Linked DNA regions of Homo sapiens: region 2 is linked to region 1. Evidence: read pairs that join two places in POLR2A ChIA-PET (ENCODE). Cell type or tissue: MCF 10A. All regions are shown on one strand. Each heading gives the region's core, and the rest is flanking DNA. Links, peaks and the distances in the headings are about the cores only.

What was found. Peaks named below come from ENCODE experiments on the same cell type or tissue, not always from the same donor. Only the 100,000 strongest peaks of a DNase experiment are listed, where the experiment ranks them.
Region 2: POLR2A ChIA-PET joins it to region 1 with 5 read pairs; 2 of 35 experiments call an interaction of 5 or more read pairs at or near these places.

The regions. Positions count from the first base shown.
Region 1 is chr15:70,591,848-70,601,116 of GRCh38, forward strand. No RefSeq gene overlaps it. Among named protein-coding and RNA genes, the nearest start is that of LINC02204, 9.9 kb to the left of the region's middle. In MCF 10A, for the core only: no CTCF peak of the experiment used is centred there; DNase peaks (open chromatin) are centred at 4,744 and 5,564.
Region 2 is chr15:69,536,643-69,545,911 of GRCh38, forward strand. No RefSeq gene overlaps it. Among named protein-coding and RNA genes, the nearest start is that of DRAIC, 20 kb to the right of the region's middle. In MCF 10A, for the core only: no CTCF peak of the experiment used is centred there; no DNase peak of the experiment used is centred there.

The DNA of each region.
Region 1 (9,269 bases), core at 865-8,864:
TTCAGAGAGATGATTTAGGGTATCTGGCAGAAAAAATGTCAGCATTGAAGAAGTGACTTGGGTGCTGTTAAAAGCATTCAGTTTAAAAGGGAAACAGAGCATAAAAGTTTGGAAAATTTGAAGCCTGACAATGTGATAGAAAAGAAAATCCCATTTTCTGAGGAGAAATTCAAGCCTGCTGCAGAAATTTGCATGAGTAATGAGGAGCCGAATGTTAATCCCCAAAACAATGGGGAAAATGTTTCCAGGGCATGTCAGAGGTCTTCACAACAGCCCCTCCCATCACAGGCATGGAGGCTTAGAAAGAAAACATGGTTTCATGAGCCGGGCCCAGGGTCCTGGTGCTGTGTGCAGCCTAGGGACTTGGTGCCCTGCATCCCAGCCACTCCAGCTGTGACTAAAAGGATCCAAGGTACAGCTTGGGCCATGGCTTCAGAGGGTGCAAGTCCCAAGCCTTGGCAGCTTCCACGTGGTGTTGAGCCTGTGGGTGCACAGAAGTCAACAATTGAGGTTTGGGAACCTCCACCTAGATTTCAGAGGATGTATAGAAACGCCTGGATGTCCAAGTGGAAGTTTACTGTAGGGGCAGGGCCCTCATGGAGAACCTCTGCTAGGTCAATACAGAAGGGAAATGTGGGGTTGGAGCCCCCACACACAGTCCCTACTGGGGCACCACCTAGTGGAGCTGTGATAAGAGGTCCACCGTCCTCCAGACCCCAGAATGGTAGATCCACTGATAGCCTGCACCATGGGCTTGAAAAAGCCACAGACACTCAATGCCAGCCTGTGAAAGCAGCCAGGAGGGAGGCGTTACCCTGCAAAGCCACAGGAGTGGAGCTGCCCAAGACCATAGGAACCCACCTTTTGCATCAGCATGACCTGGATGTTAGACATGGAGTCAAAGGAGATCATTCTGGAGCTTTAAGATTTGACTGCCCTGCTGGATTTTGGACTTGCATGGGGCCTGTAGTCCCTTTGGTTTGGCCGATTTCTCCCATTTGGAATGGTTGTATTTACCCAATGCCTGTACTCCCATTGTATCTAGGAAGTAACTAATTTGCTTTTGATTTTACAGGCTCATAGGTGGAAGGGACTTGCCTTGTCTCAGATGAGACATTGGACTGTGGACTTCTGAATTAATGCTGAAATGAGTTAAGACTCTGGGGGACTGTTGGGAAGGCATGACTGGTTTTGAAATGTGAGGACTTGAGATTTAGGAGAAGCCAGGGGCAGAATGATATGGTTTGCGTCCCCAACCAAATCTCTTGTTGAATTGTAACTCCCACAATTCCCATGTGTTGTGGGAGGAACCCAGTGTGAGGTGATTGAATTATATGGGCGGGTCTTTCCTGCTCTGTTCTCGTGATAGTGAATAAGTCTCACGAGAGCTGATGGTTTTAAAAACGGAAGTTTCCCTACACAAGCTCTCTTTTTGCCTGCTGCTATTCATGTAAGATGCAGCTTGCTCCTCCTTGCCTTCCACCATGATTGTGAGGCCTCCCCAGCCATGTGAAACTGTAAGTCCCATTAAACCTCTTTCTTTTGTAGATTGCCCAGTCTTGGGTATGTCTTTATCAGCAGCATGAAAACAGACTAAATACACAAACCTGCACATGTACCCTGAACTTAAAAAACAAAAAAGAAAAGAATGTGTTCTCTATTTGTGTGTAAAAGTCTATTAGGGCAAACTTCATCTTTGTGTTGTTCAAATACTCTAAATTTTTGTTAATTTTTTAATCGCACAGATTAATAAGAGAAGAAAATTAAAATCTATTTTGACTGTGAATTTGTAAGTTTTTTCTTATAGTTCTGGCAATTTTTGCTTTACATATTTTAATGTTATTTTTATTAGGTTTATTTTGGTTTAGAATTGTTACATCTTCCTAGTGAAGAATGTCCTATCATTATGTAATGGAACTGTAAGTCTGAAGTTATCCTTTTTTCCTTAAATACTATTTTTCTTCTATTAATATCACCACATCATTTATGTTCTTTGGCTTAGTATTTGCCTGGTATATATCTTTCTAGCCTTTTACATTCAGCTTTTATGTATGCTTATATTTTAGTTATGTCTCTTGTAAAAAGCATATAAACTGAATTTTGCTTATTTAAAAAATAACTCCAAAAATCCTTGTCTTTTACCAGAAATTTTAGTTACTTTACATTTATTGTGACTGTTGGCATATTTTGATTTATTTTTGTTATCTTATTTTGTACTGTACACATTTGTCCCATTTTTTTCTCTTTTTCTTATTTGGTTTCTCTTTCCTTGTCATTTTTTTGGTGGAGGGAGGGTGATTGATTTGTTTTTCTCACTCAATTTTTTACCTCTGTTATTATAGTAGCTACCCTAGAAAGTTCAACAAGTATGTTTAATAGTGTCTAAAGCTAATTAGTATCCTTACCCCTTTTCTGAAAAATTCATGGATTTTTAAATACTTAACTCTGATTACACCTCCCAACTTGCAAGTTACTGGGATCTACTTTTTATCCTATTTTTCCTTTAGCCAAAAAATAGACATTATGTCTTATTTTATACAATCATTGCATATTTAGATATGACCATACATGTTCACCAATTTCTTGCCTCTTAATTCCTCTTTGTATATCATATCTGAGATCTGGGATCACGTCTGAGATCACATTCCTTCTATAGGAAGTATATTATTTTAGAATTTCCTTAAGTGAAGATTTGCTGGTTTCAACTTCTTCATTTTTTTGTCTAAAAATGACTTTATTTTGGCCTCCCATTTAAAAGATATTTTTGCTGACTATTGTATACTCAGTATTGTGTATAAAACTGTATTTTAGACTGTTATTTTCTTTCAACAATTTTTCTATTATCTTCTGGTTTTTATTCCCCTTGCAAGGGTAATTGTTTTGTAGGTAATTCATCTTTTTCTGGCTGCTTTTGTAATCTTTTCTTTGTCTTTGGTGTTCTGCATTTTTCCAATGATATGTCTAGGGGTAAATTTCTTATCCTGCTTGAAATTCAGAGCATCCTAGTTCTAAAGTTTACTGTCTTTCAACAATTCTGGAGAATTCTCAGCTATGATTTTTCTATCTTCTCTTCTGAAACTCTGATTAGAGATTACTCATCTTCCATGTTGCTTAACTTTCCTTTCATACTTTCTGTTGTCTTTTCTCTCTGGGATACATTCTAGGTAATTACTTCGGATCTATCATCTAGTTCATAATTCTCTCTTCAGCTGCTTCTAGTATATCACCCATCTACTCAAATTTTAGATTTCAATTGCTGTTTCTTATTCCTGAAAGTTTTATTTGGTTCTTTTATAATTCATCTTGGTTCTTCCTTTGATATTCTATTTTCTTTTTTCCCTTTTCAAAGTACTTATGTTCTTTTATCTCTTTCTTCGCTTATTTTCAAGTATCTCTTTCATTTCTATAAATGTATTAAACATACTTCCTTAATACTCTGTATCCATTAATTCTGATATGAAAGTCTTTTCTGGACTAATTCTGCTGTCTGTTTTTTCTGCTGGCTCTTGCTCATGGTGTAATTTTTCATGCCTATTTTTTGATTTTTGACTGTGAGCAGAAATTCATTGGAATTTTATCTGTGGGGATTCTTTGAGCCTAGGGTTGAAGTTGTGTTCCTCTGGATACTTTACATTTGCTTCTGCCAGCAATTCAAACCTAAGACTGCTTTAAATTCAATTCTCTGTTTAAGGTATTTCAGACCATATAAGCAGAATGAATTTGGGCTGCAGACCTACAGGGCCAGCCTGCAATTATAATTTCACAAAGAATACTTTTTCTTTCCACCCAGTGTCCAGTCTTGTCAGGCAAGGGCAAGTGTGCCTGCTGTCCCCTCCTTCCTGGACATTAGACATTTACCTTTACATTAGAGACACAGCCCTTTTGAGTCCCAGCTCTATGTGAGGGTCTCTATTAGATTTATCAGCCTGAGTGGAATTAACATTTTACCTCCCATACCATACCCAGCTTTCAAAAACTGAAGTTCAAGGCCATTGTTTTTGGCATATACCTTCAAGGTGAACTGGCTTTTCTGCTAGCTTACTTATCTGCCTTCCCTGTTATTGTTATGACTGTCGTTGTTATTTGTCTTCTTTTTCTTTTGTTTCTGTGCATTCATTATTTTCTTATCTGCTCAGCTCTTCATTTAAAATCTTTTTTTTTGTTCAAAACCATTTATCCAGTTGTCTTTTTTTCTTAACTGTTTTCTTCTTCTAGGATATAATTCAATGTGTCCAATTCACCAAACTCCCTGAAACAAAGTCTGGAAACATTTTTGGATTGGGCATAGTTGTCCCCAGATGGATTCATGATTCACATTATCTTCACCACCTAGGTCCCACAATCACCGCAGTGACTTTATCGCATTGCTTTCATGCCTCCCTCAGCTTTACTAACACCAGACCCTGTGGATGACAAGTGACTTTTATCTTGTCTTTGAGGAGCCCAGGAACTGCACTAAAATTGCAGAAATAACAAAGTTCTTCAGAACATCTTGTAATAGTGATCATGATAGCTAACTTTTAGTGGGCACTTCTGAATGCCAGGCATTATGCTAAATGTTTTGTGTGCATTATCCCATTTCATCACCACAACTGCACTATGAGGTAACACAATTATTATACCCATTTAAAATATAAAGAAACTGAAGTACAAGTGGTTACATAAATCACCCAATGTCACCAGCCAGGCAGGGCTGAAGTTTGAACCTCAGTCTGTCTGACTCAGAACCAGAGCTCTTAAACACTGGCTAAACTGTATGAGTAATGGCTCTTTGGCCACAATGATCAACAACTCACAAAGTGGGTGAGACTAGTATGGGGGGGAGGGGTGGCTGCAATGGAGCCAAAAGCCCATTGATCCCAGAGCACCTTCAGCCTTCAGAAGTCTTTAAAACTAGAGATGTATTCTTTTAGAGTAAGGCATTGTGTCTTCAACCTTTTACTTCCAGAATTGGCAGCACAGAATGATTATTAAAGGAAGACAGAAAAAAGACTATTAGGTATGTGCCTTTGCTATGTACCAGATACTGAGCCAGGTGCCTCTACATCAACCCTGTGAAAAGAATATTCTTACCACATTTTGCAGATGGAACAATTGCAGCTCTCAGAAGTTAAATGTCTTACGATGAGTGGGCCCAAGATTCAGATCCAGAACTTATTTTAAGCCCATGGTCTGTCTTCTACACAATACCGAAGATATTGAGGCAAAGGAATGAGATGTTAGCCACAAAGGTATGAGGATGAAAAGAGAATCAGAGAGACCAGGCAACCATCAATTAGGGGTTTGAGGTCAGCCATTGCCCCCAGACTACATATTGACAAGGAAAGGAAGGACACTTTTGCTAAGGACTGATCTTCCCCAGAGGAACTGCTTGGCTGGAGCCTGTTCAGCCTTGGTGTCCCTGGGAGAGGAGAGAGGCAGTCCTGCCCACAAAAGCAAGTGGGTGCTCTCTGGGACACCCACAGGTGCCCTCAGCCTCAACGGGATATCCAGGTGGTGTCAAGCGCTCCCAGGGAAGCATGGATTCTGTCCTCACTCTCAAGTCACTCGTAGTCCATGAGCAGCTGGACAGAGGCCAGGAAAGGCATCTACAGGGGCAGGAATCTGCAGAGATTCAGCACATACCATTCAAGGGCTGGACAGGCAGCAGTCGGATGCTGTTTGGCACAGCTGAGACAAAAGCTTCACGGAAAAGGGCCATTTCATTGTAGTTTAAATTATTTTTTATTTTAATATGCAAGGAAGAATACAGAATGGGACCAGGCACGGTGGCTCATGCCTGTAATTCCAGCACTTTGGGAGCCCAGGCTGGCAGATCACTTGAGGTCAGGAGTTTAAGACTAGCCTGGCCAACACAGTGAAACCTGTCTCTACTAAAAATACAAAAATTAGCCCAGCATGGTGGTGGTCGCCTGTAATCCCAGCTACTCAGGAGGCTGAGGCATGAGAATCACTTGAACCCAGGAGGCAGAGATCACAGTGAGCCAAGATTGCGCCATTGCACTCCAGCCTGGGTGACAGAGCAAGACCCTGTCTCATAAAAAAAGAAAAAAGAAAGAATACAGAATGGGAGGAATGACTACTCTGACAAATGGTAACAAAAATAATGCTAACCTTTAAAGAGCCAGTGTGCGCCAGGCATGATGGTAAGCATTTTACATGAAGAGGATATTCCACATTTTGAAATCCCTACAGCCAGTGCTTAGAGCTGATATGAAGGAGAGACCAGATTACATGGTAATTTCTAAAGCCTGAATTTTAATTCCAGCTGCAGCATTAATAACTGTGTGACATCAGGCAAGTAACTTAACCTCTCTTGGCCTCAGTTTCCGCATCTGTAAAATGGGTTTATACTATATCTGCCTCTCTCGGTTATTTTAAAGATTAAATAATTCATGTGTAGAATTTCCACAAATCAAGCATTACAAAAAATACTTGTTATTGGTAATATTGGTTATAATAGTAATTAATATTACAATAACTTTTATATCTAGGAATCTGTGTCGACAAATTTGGGCAAAAAGGAAATATTTTATTTACCAGCCTGGGTGGAAGATTACTGTGCCTATTTTCCATAATTTAGCTTAAATGCTAAGTCTATACACCCTCTTCCCTTCTGCCAAGCTGGAAGATGTTTTAACCCCAGCCATTACTGGGGTCTCACTTCCTCCTCCCATGGGGCCTGAGGCACTGGGCATGGTGGGAGGAGGCTCTGGTCATCTGCCCACATAGACTTCCTCTGAGATGTATCTAGAAGCCTTCGCTGCTAGGACCCGCAAGGTTGGAACTCCCTAGCATCCCATGTACCCTGAAGTCAATCCTCCCCAGGGTGCGACACTGCCCAGAAGTAGGCCTGGCTAGGACACAAGAGCCTTTCTCATAACCAGCCTCCAATGCCAAGGAATTCTTCCCAGCCTCTTCTCCTGAGACACCAACTTGACTCTCAACCTCCCTTCCTTTCACCTCCCCCTCAGGCCCTCTGACCTTCTGCAGACTTGGCTTTGCATAGCAGAAGCCTTATAGAGATTTCTTTTTCCCACCTGGCCACGTAGCTCCCAGGAGGCATTGAAGTGCACAGTTACCTCCCTGCTTGACTGGGGGACAGGAAAGAGGGAAACCCAGCCAGGTACTGACACCATCTTCCCTCCTGTGGCCTCACCTGTTTGCAGAGCCTTTCTTCAGCTCCAGCTTGGCGGCTCCTCAGAATCAGCATTTCCAAGCTCAGCCTCATGATCACCCTAAAGCATTTTCCTCTTTAGACCCTATGGCTGCCATGCACCCTTGCCCAGCAGATAGAGATGCCGGCCACCTGAGAAGAAAATGATTAGAGTAGCCTTTCCCTGCAGGAAAGAGTAGGATTAGAGTAGCTCCCCAGCCACCCGCTAGGCTCAGGCCTCCCACTGCAGCCCTGGCCAGTCATGTTCAGCCCCTGATCTTTCTGCTTCCATGTGCCGCTTCTCACTTCCACCCACAGACCCTACCAAATTGTCCTACATTGGCTCTTAGCATTGAGTCTTCCTAGTCCACAGACTTCACCTGGTTCCTCAGCTACCTACTGAAGACCCAAAACTGATTCTAAAGTTTATATGGAGAAGCAAAAGACTGAACAGCTATACAGTATTGGAGGAGAGCAAAAGTGAGAGAACTTAAACTTACTGACTTCAATTCTTACTATAAAGCTACAGTAATTGCAGTAGTGTGGTATTGATGAAATAACAGACAAACAGATCAATGGGACAAAATAGAAAAATAGATCCACATAAATACAGTCAACTGATCTTTGACAAAGGAGCAAAGAAGCTATACAATCAAGAAAATATGTCTTTACAACAAATTGTGTTGGAACAACTGGGTATCCACATGCAGAAATATGAATGTAGACACAGAGCTTCCATCCCTAAGAAAAATTAACTCAAAGTAGATCATAGACCCAAATGTAAGGTGCAAAGTTGTAAAACTCTCAGGAGATAACACAGGAAAAAATCCAGATAACCTTGGGTTTCATGATGACTTTTTAGTTATAATACCAAAGGCACAATCCATGAAAGAAATAATTGATGAGCTGGGCTTCATTAAAATTTCTGCTCTGCCAAAGAAGACACAGTCAAGAGAACAAGGAAACCAGCCACAAACTGGGAGAAAATATTTGCAAAGGACAGATCTGATAAAATACTGTTATCTAAAATACACAAAGAAATCTTAAAACTCAACAATCAGAAAATGAACAATCCAGTTAAAAACTAGGCAAAAGAGCTGAACAGACACTTTGCCAAAAAAGACATACAGATGAAAAACAAGCAAATGAAAAGATGTTCATATCATATGTCATTAGGGAATTGCAAATTAAAACAACAGTGAGATGCCACTACACATGTATTAGAATGGCAAAAATCTGCAACACTGACACCACTGAATGCTGATGAGGATATGGAGCAACAGGAACTCCCATTCATTGCTGGTTGGAATGCAAATTAGTAAAGCCACTTTGGAATACTGTTGCAGTTTCTTATAAAACTAAACATACCCTTACTATATGATCCATCAGTCGTAGTCCTTGGCATTTATTCAAATGAATTGAAATTTTATGTGCACATGAAAACACAGATGTTTATAGCAGCTTTATTCATAATTGTCAAAACTCTTAGAAGCAACCAAGATGTCCTTCAGTAGGTGAATGGATAAATAAACTGGCACATCCAGACAATGGACTATAATTTAGTGCTTTAAAAAGTGAACTTTTTACTTGAAAAGTACATGGAGTGGCCTTAAGTTCATACACACACACACACACACACACACACACACACACACATATATATATATATTTTCGAGATGGAGTTTTGCTCTTGTCACCCAGCCTGGAGTGCAGTGGCACAATCTCGGCTCACTGCAACCTCCACCTCCTAGGTTCAAGTAATTCTCCTGCCTCAGCCTTCTAAGTAGCTGGGATTACAGGTGCCCACCACCACGCCCAGCTAATTTTTGTATTTTTAGTAGAGACGAGGTTTCACCATGTTAGCCACACTGGTCTCAAACTCCTGACCTCAGGTGATCCATGCACCTCGGCCTCCCAAACTGCTGGGATTAGAGGCGTGAGCCACCACCCCCAGCCTAGTGCATGTTACTAAGTGAGAAAAGTCAATCTGAAAAGGCTACAGACTGCATGATTTTATAGATGACATTCTGGAGAAGGCAAAACCATGGAGACAGTAAAATGATCAGTGGTTGTTAGGAGGGTAAGAAGGGAAGGAAGGATGACTAGACAGAGC
Region 2 (9,269 bases), core at 595-8,594, 1.1 Mb before region 1:
GAGGTTCAGAGGGTTTTAGGTGATTTGCCCCAAGTCCAAAAGCTACTTAGAGGCAGAGCTGGGATTGTGCTGCAGATTTTGTGTTTCCAAATCTGGGAGTCTTTCTGCCTCTCTACAGCTGTGTGTCCTTATAAAAAGGATATAGTTCCCAGCCTGGGGAAGAGAGGGAAGGCTCGTTCTTGGCCAAGTTTCATTTAATTTTCCATCAGTAGGTGTCAACTGTGAACTAGTCAGAAATGCTAAAATAACAGCTTAAAAACATAGGAACAGAAATGGAAATGTAATTTTAGCGTGCTTTACCAGCCCCTCCTGAAGATAAGTGCTGCTTATGGAGTATCTGTTACAGAAATGTAACACTTAAGGACTAAACTCACAGGAGTTGCTGGCGATGTGCAATTTAGCAACTTGGGCTGTTAAAGAAGGGAGGAAAAAAAAAAGAACCAACTCCACAAGCAGAAAATTGAAAACAAAAGGAAATGGAGAAAAAAAGCAACATAGCATTTCTGCCTCTGGTTGTAGTTCCTCCTAATGGCCTGGGAAATAGCTTGTTGGATAAAAAAGGCTTGCCTAGGAGAAACATTAACTCAGAGATGGCGCACTTGATAGAAGGGAGGCTGGATTTAGCCAATCAGGCATCAAGGCCTTTGACTGGTAAATTAGCAAGTACCTTTCAGCCCCTGTGATTAGCCAGGTGTGGAGCCAGGCCCAGTGGGACTCCAGGATGAGGGACAGTGGCTGGCATTCTTCCCTCAAGGGATTTGCTGCTTGAATTGGGGTGCAACATCTCCTGGAAGCGATGAACTGATAATGCAAATACAGGACAAGAAACAGGGACGTGTGCAACAGGGACCTCACACTGCTGCTGACGGAGGGAGGGGTACAGCTCTAGCGTGGGAGGGCGCGGGAAGGTGACTTGGAGAGGGAGCGTGGGGCCACAGCTTAGGAGTGAGGATTGGCATTCCAGTCTCAGCTCTCACCCTAATTTATGGTGTGAATTGGGACAAACCATTTCACCTTTCTGAGTCTCGGGTTCTTCACACGTGGAACAGTGGAAGCTTTATCAGAAGGTTTCTAAGGCCTTTCCAGGCTCTGACACCTATGATTTTATGAATTAGAATTTGCATTAAGGTTCTTCAGTCGCCAGTGACAGAAATCCAGTTGCAACCAGTTTAATTTTAAAAGTGGCATTTATTGGTTTAGGTAATTGTGAAGCCCAGAGGTAATTCTAGGTTCAGGCATGGCTGGGTCCAGGGCCTCCCAAAGGATTCCTTGAGCTGTCTCCCCTGGTTCTGCCTTCTTCTCTCTGTGCTTGCCTATCATTCCATTGTAAAGGGATAATCTTATTTAATAGTTCCAGTGGACTAGCCCCTAGGAGCTCAGCCCCATCCAAACCACAAGGGATAGATTTCTTCCAGAAGAGAAGGCCTCAGGCACCAGCTGAAAGGGGACAGGATTGATTTCAGGCAAAAATGACAGATGCTCTCCATATGGCCCTTGAATATATTTCAGGTCAGATAGAACAAGTAGGGGAGGGGAGGAGCATTCCAAGATCTACAGGATCAGAGTTGTGCCTTAGGCCTGGTCAGAACATTTGTGGGGCCCAGGGTAAGAGTACAAATGGAGGCCACAGACCATATGTCTCAATATTAAAAAGCCGTAACTCACACTAACAATCTGTTAAATAGCATAGGTTTATCTGCTTATCTGGACACATGTGCCTTCATAATGACCTGGAAGGTGGGTTTCAATTTAGAATTTTCAGAATCCTTGGAATTTTGCACCAGCATGAGATGGAGCAGAGAGAGGCTGCAGCGCATCCCTTCTCTTCCCACCCCTGACTGCATCCACACCGTGTGGACACCTCAGCCCACATCCAAGCACTGAACACAGTTCCAGTAAACAGCTGGCCAGGGTGTGCATGGGAACCCTCTGTTCACCCTCAGCAGGGCCAGCCGGGAGGAGGTTGATGAGGGCTCTGGGAGGGGGCTGGGTCCAGCTGAGCAGTGAATCCCAGATACTGGAGCATGGTCTTCGGGTGAGGGGGTCAGTAGACTTTGGGTTTAGCCCTACAGATGCTTGTTGCAAGGTGAGGGGCACGGCTAGAGGGGGGGTCAGAATGGGGCTATTTATAGACTGGGTCCAGAGCAGGAGCCCGCTTGCCTGAGTGAGCATGGCCCAGGTGGTGTCACAAAGAAGAGGGCTGGGAAATAAAACTGAAAAATAACGTTTGGGCTTAAATGAAGGAGAAATTGGACTTTAGGCTATGAGACTGGACTTGTTCCTATGGGCAATGAGAAGCCTTGAGGGGCGGGTCTCAGCAGGTGACTGTACCCATGTCCAGAGTGGCCCCCATGGTCCTGCATTTGGGACTGCTGCCCTCCCTCATGCCCTCTGGTACTTACAGGAGCTCCTTGGAATTAGGGCTTTTTGAGATTTAGCTTTGATGTGAGGGCAAGTCTTTCAGGGGAACCTTTCCCTGGATTCCAACTCCTGCCTCACACTCTTCCTCTCAGAGCCGCTTGGGTTCCCTTCATCACAGAGCATCATATAGTCCTGCAGTGGCTGGCTCAGTGCTGCCTCCCGTGAGCCGATCTCATTCCTCTAGTGTAGGGACTTCTACAATCAGGTCCCCCAAAAGTGTTGTTGGAAGGAAGGGGATTAATGCACGTGATTAACCCAAAGGAGGTGAGGTTAGGAGAAAGCTTTTGTAGACAGTATTTTGCTTACTTAAGCCCTCAGCGATGTCTCTCCTTCAAAAATATACCTAGAACTCGACCCCTTCCACCAGCTCTATGGTGACCGGCCTGGGCCAGCAGCTGCTGTTACTGCTGACCTGGACAACTGCTGGCCTCTCCTTAGTGCTTCCCTCCCCGCAGTCTATTTCCAACCAGCAGCCTGTTAAACGTGAGAGTGCATCATCTGCGACCGCCTTCATCTCACTCAGAGTAAATGCCGAAGTTCTCGCCAAGGTCTGCAAGGAGCTAATGAACAGCCAGATCTCCTGGGGACCTTGAAAAATGCAGATTCCCATTCAGAAGCCCTGGGGTGGGCCTGAGAATGTGCATTTCTAACAAGCCTCCGGGTGCTGTGGGGTTGCGGGGGGTGGGGGCACGCTGTGAGTGGTGAGACGGTGAGACCCTGCAGGATGTTCACTGTCCCCCTCTTCTGACCTTATCTACCACCCTCACCCTCATGGTAGGGTGACCAGCTGTCCCTGTTTGCCTGGGGAGTGTCTTGGTTTTAACACTGAAGGTCCCATATCCCGGGAATCCCCTCAGTCCCAGGCATACTGTTGCTGTCCCCTGCTCTGTGCCTCCGCTCAGCCTCACTTCCTTCAGGTCCTTTCCTGCCTCTCGGGGGGACTTGTATTCACCGCTGCCTCTTGCCCACGCTGATGTTCTCTACTCCTCTGCCCTGCTTAATTTTTCTCCTTAGCAGTTATCACCCACTAGCATACTATCTATTTTATGCATTTATCTTATTTGTTGTCTGTTTCTGTCCACCGGACAGTAAGCTCCACAAGAAGTGGAATATTTTCTCCCCTTTGTCACTGAAGGACTCCGGTGCCTACAACACTGCCAGGCATGTGGTGAAGGCTCAGGAAAGATGGTTGCATGATGAACTGAATGCTCCAAACCAGGGCTTCTCAGACTTCAGTGTGCACCTGGAGACTGTTAAACTGCAGATTCTGATTCAGGGGTCTGGAGTAGGGCCTGAGAATCTGCATTTATTCCACAGATGGAGGCTCTACTTGGTGGTCCGTTTTCTTCTCCTCATTTATCCCCTCCCCTCCCTGGGAAGGAGGCAAGTTTGGACTTGGAGATGGGGCAGGGGCTCCTTAGAAGTGTGAGGAGCAGGTGGGCCATCTAGTCCCTGTGAGGAGGGGCATTCAGCACTGGTGTAGCTGGGTGGACAACCAGCTGGCCCGTCAGACTGACGGACTCAAAGATGAAAATGGCCAGGACCAAACTTTCCCTGTTCTGTGCTGGCTTTCAGAAAGAGCTGCCCCCTCCCACTTTGCTTCATGGTCCCTACAGCTGGTTCCAACAAGCAAAAGATTTCTCTCCAGAGCCGGGCTCTGTTTGGCCTTGCACCTGCTGCCGGCAGCTGTTGCCGGGGCTCCCGTTAATGGCACAAATGGAGCCTCTAATGGATGGGACCTAAGCCCTGGCTGGCAGCGGGGCTGGGAGGATGTGGGCTGTGTAGACGGATGGGAATTCTGCCAATGACTGGGATCCAGGCCGTGCTGTCAGTCAGATGAACGGCCAGACAGTGGCTAGCCAGACCCCTAGACAGCCACACAACCAACTCAGAAGACTTCACCCTTAACAGGCAGCTTTGGGGGACTCGGGGAAGTGTGGACAGGCTCTCAGCCCTCTGGGAGTTCACGTTTTAGTGGAGGTGAGAACACTTTGAGGTAGAAAAGACTTGAAGACGGAGCCAAGGACCCTGGGTAAAAACCTGGGCCCAAGTTGTGTGTGTGGAACCCACCAGAAGAACTGCAGGAATTCTGATAAACTGGAATATGTCTTTTCTCCTAAAGATTTTGATTAACTCTAATAGAGTGTTTTAAATTTAAAACTGAGATGCTGTCTGTCAACAAATAATGTACGTACTCATGAGAAAATTGTGACATGTAAAAGCTTTTTAATTTATGGAAGCAGAATAAAATCATGAGTGGCACTCACTGGCCATTATCTACTATTGCTAAAACTGCTTAAGGATTATAAGGGCTTGCGTTTGCTTGTGTTGCTAATTTTTGGATTTCTAGTTTTTATGTATTTATTTAGAGACAGAGTCTCGCTCTGTCATCCAGGCTGGAGTGCAATGGCATGATCTTGGCTCACTGCAGCCACCACCTCCTGGGTTCAAGCAATTCTGCTACCTCAGCCTTCCAAGTAGCTGGGATTACAGGCATGCGCCACTGTGCCCGGCTAATTTTTGTATTTTTAGTAGAGACAGGGTTTCACCGTGTTGGCCAGGCTGGTCTTGAATTCCTGACCTCAGGTGATCCACCTGCCTCGATCTCTCCAAGTGCTGGGATTACAGGTGTGAGCCACCGTGCCTGGCCTCTAATTTTAAAAAATATCAATATGCTAAAATACTTACCCGCAAGTTAATGACGCTGATGTTGATGCAAGTGCTGGTAATAGTGCCTTTTTTTCTTTTCTTTTTTAATCCTAAATGTGATAGTAAATAGTGACTTTTATTGAGAATATTTTATATGCCCAGCATGTAATCTCAATGCATCCTCATGACACCCTGTGAGATAGTGGTAGCCATTGACCATGGAGCTGCCCACGTGCTATTGGCCCTTCATCTGGTCACTGTGTCCTGATTCCCATAGAGGGGACTCCATCCTGCCCCACTGCCATTCCTTGTGCATCTGAGAGGTGACTCTACCGCAGTGCAGAGGTGTGACATGAACTCAGGCCTGGCCCATCAGAGCATTTCCTTGGCCATTGTGGTTGATTCAGGGATGGCCACGTGACCCAAAGAGAGCCAACGATGCTTGGGAAGGTCTTACTTTCCCCTGAAGGACGTGAAGCTGAGAAGATGTAGGACCAGGAGTTTCTGCCTCCAGCTTATGCCCTCCCGAGGAGAACCTGTCTGCAAGCTGTGGGTAGGGGACGCCTACCCAGGGCAGACAGTAGAGCTGGGCCTGGAGATGGAAAGCAGGGCCTGGCGACATGTGTGCTAGTTTTTGCTTGAACAAGTGTGAGCTATTTGTTTGTTTGTTCCTTGCACCTTGGTGTCTTAGTGATATGAAGGCAAGTACCTTTTATACTCCCACCTGCAGACAAGAAGGCCCTATCTAGAAAGAGGGGATGATAAGAGCTTGAACTGGCATCTACAGGGTGTCTTATCAGATCTGGGCAGAGCGAGAGGGTGGAAGGATGGATGATAATGCAGTTTCTGATGGGATGGCTGGGTGGATGGTGGAGCCCTTCCCTGAGAGAGCCTACGGAAGAAGAGCTGATTTAGAAGGAAGGTAATGAATTCAGTTTGTGCAATACCCAGGTGCGAATGCAGTCTGGAATTCTCGAGATTGGGTTGGAGATGGGGGTTTGGATGCAGAGCAAAACCAGCCAACCAACCAACCAAACAAACAACATCATCCTCAACAACAACAAATCAACCATCCTGAAGAGAGCTGTGTAGTAGGTGGCATTACCCCAGCTGATCCAGGTGTAGGGAAGTGGTCTGTTTCCTTGTGCAAGGGTTCTTTTGGGTCTCAGGTGCAGAGTGTTGAGTTATTTCTCAGGCCGTGACACCCCATAATTACTGGTTCCTATAAGACCCTATATGTTTGTTTACTTATTCCTTTATTCCCCATTGCCCTCTCCCATTCCTATTCCACCCCCATAGATCACTGTTCTAACATGTATTTTGTTTGTAAGTGTTCCTACAAAATGTGTTTTGTTGTTTTACCTGTGCGTATCTTTAATTGATATCAATGGACTGGTGCTATAGAGCTCATTCTGTATTTTATCTTTTTCGCACAGCACCATGTTCTTTATTTTTATTTATTTATTTAAGATGGAATCTCGCTCTGTTGCCAGGCTGGAGTGTAGTGGTGCGATCTCAGCACACTGCAACCTCCGCCTCCTGGGTTCAAGCCATTCTCCTGCCTCAGCCTCCCGAGTAGCTGGGACCACCACGTCCAGCTAAATTTTTTGTATTTTTAGTAGAGACAGGGTTTCACCATGTTGGCCAGGATGGTCTCGATCTCTTGACCTTGTGATCTGCCTGCCTCAGCCTCCCAAAGTGCTGGGATTACAGGCATGAGCCACCGCGCCCAGCTGAGAGCCAGAAGCAAACAGCAAGACTGCCCCGAAATTCCTGACCCATGGAAATGGAGATAATAGATGTTTGTTGTTTTAATCCACTAAATTTTGAGACAGTTTGTTATGCAGTAAGAGATAACTAATATTACGGGGGAGGGAAGTTGCTGGGCCATAGGGTGTGCCTGTACAAGTTTTGATCATGTGTGTGGTTTGGAGAATCAATATGGAAATCTGTAGCAAAGTTGCTTATTTATTTGGCCACTTCTGCATCTGGGTGGTGGGAAGGAGGTGATGGGTTCACCTCTGCATAAAGCCCTAGAAGGGTGTCAGACTCCATTAAATGCTATTGGGAAATGATTGTCTGGGCCAGTAGACAGCATTTCCAGAGAATTCCCAAAGGATTGTCCCATACCCCAAATCCCAGGGAGCTGTCCATTGTGAGTCAGAGTACCCTAGTCCTTGCTGGGGCCAGCAAGAGGCTGGGGCCCCCTGGTGTGAGCTGATTCCTGTCCTCTGGACTGGTAGCATGATATGCTGACATAAGTGCAGTGACATTTGGCCAGGCAATTGAAGAGCTTCAATCTGCAGATAGAAGTGATGGAAATTCATTTTCTCTTATTTTCCTAATCTTTGTCTGTAAAATAGATTCCTGCAGTGTCATTTCTCTGTTCATTCCAATCTTTGTTAAGGAAATGAAGTGCTGGAGTTGGATGTCTGTTCAGAGTGCTTTAGCAATCTCCAGGTACCTGACTACTTTAATGTCCCAGGCCGTTGGAAATTGAGCTGGTCTGGCCAGACATTTTTCCATTTCAAGTTGTGCTTCCTCTACAGGTTTTATTCACAAGGCACAACAGAGTTCCCACTGAAGGCAGAAGAGACAAGAATAGCCAACTCCCATATAATAGCAGTAATATCCTCCCATTGCAACACCCCCTAATGCTCCTCGGATTGTATAGTGCTTTGTGATAACAAAGCTAGTATGGGGCAGGACCAAGAATCTTACCGAAGTGACTTGCCCAAGGTCATCCCGCTAGCAAGTGCAGAGCTGGTATGACATCCCTGGGCTCCTGACCCACAGTGCTCTCTGCACTCTAACCCTGTAGCCAAAAGAGTGTGGACTTTGGGTTTACTGAATATGGGTTCTAACCTGGCTGTGCTTTTTGCCAGCAGTGTGACCTTGAGCAAGGCATTTACCTTGGTAGAACTTCAGTTTCCACATCTGAAAAGTGAAGTGAGAAAGAGGATTTCAAGAAATTCAGGAGAGTGGGAGAAGTAGGTTCAAGGAGTAGGTGGCTTGAGTGGGAGCTATAGAGGCAGGGAGGGGTTGGATCTGCAGGCCTTGTAAGGCACACAGAAGAGTTCGAACTTTATCCTAGGGCAATGGGGAGCCATAGAATACTGGGGAGCCAGGGGGTCAGATTTGACTCAGAAACTCGACATTCACTGCTGTGTGGGAGTTGGCGAGGGATGGCTCAGCCCTGTGCCAGGTCACATGGCTGGGTGAGTGTAGAGCAGGCTAGGTTTCAGCCCCTAGTTTCCCTCTTGAACTGGTGTCCTTGTCCAGTCCAGAAAGTAACCCACACAACTATATGTGACACACCTGCTTCTATTAGAAGCATTTGCTCAGACATCACCTCAAACCAAGGCAGATCTACCCCTAAGAGGGGTTCTGTGCCAGCTGTGAAGGCGCTGACCTTCCTCCACCTTGTCACATGTGTCATCCTCACCTCACCCCTAGGAGATGGAGGGATTATCTCCACTCTGTTCATGAACAGACAGACACAGAAGGTCAAGTCGCAGATCCAAAGCCACAGTAAGGGACCAGGTGGGGACTCTGACTGGTCCCTCTGAACCTCAAGTTTCTGTTCTTTCTCCCATCCTCCTGTGCCCTCCACCCATCCTTCCATCCATGTGCCTCACATATTCCTCAGCACTTCCTCATTGAACATAGAATCATCCTGTGACCCCTCAAACAAATACTTTACATTAATGTGCATAACAGCTTCATTCACAATAGCCAAAGGTGGAAACAGCCCGAGTGTCCGTCGGTGGATGGGTGGGTAAACAAAATATGGTCTATCCATACGAGCGAATATTATTCAATCACAAAAAGGATAAGATAAGTAGTGTTTGATAGCACAACAGGGTGACTACAGTTAACTATAATTAATTGAACATTTAAAAATAAAGGATTCCTTTCAAATGCTGAGAAAAGAAAATATCAAAAAGAAAAAATAACAAAAAGAATATAACTGGATTGTTTGTAACACAAAGAAAGGAGAAATGCTTGAGGTAATGGATACCCCATTTACCCTGATGTGATTATTATCTATATTATCTATAGTCTTCTTTTTTTTTTTTTGAGATGGAGTCTCGCTCTGTTGCCCAGGCTGGAGTGCAGTGGCACGATCTCGGCTCACTGCACCCTCTGACTCCTAGGTTCAAGCGATTCTTCTGCCTCAGCCTCCCAAGTAGCTGGGA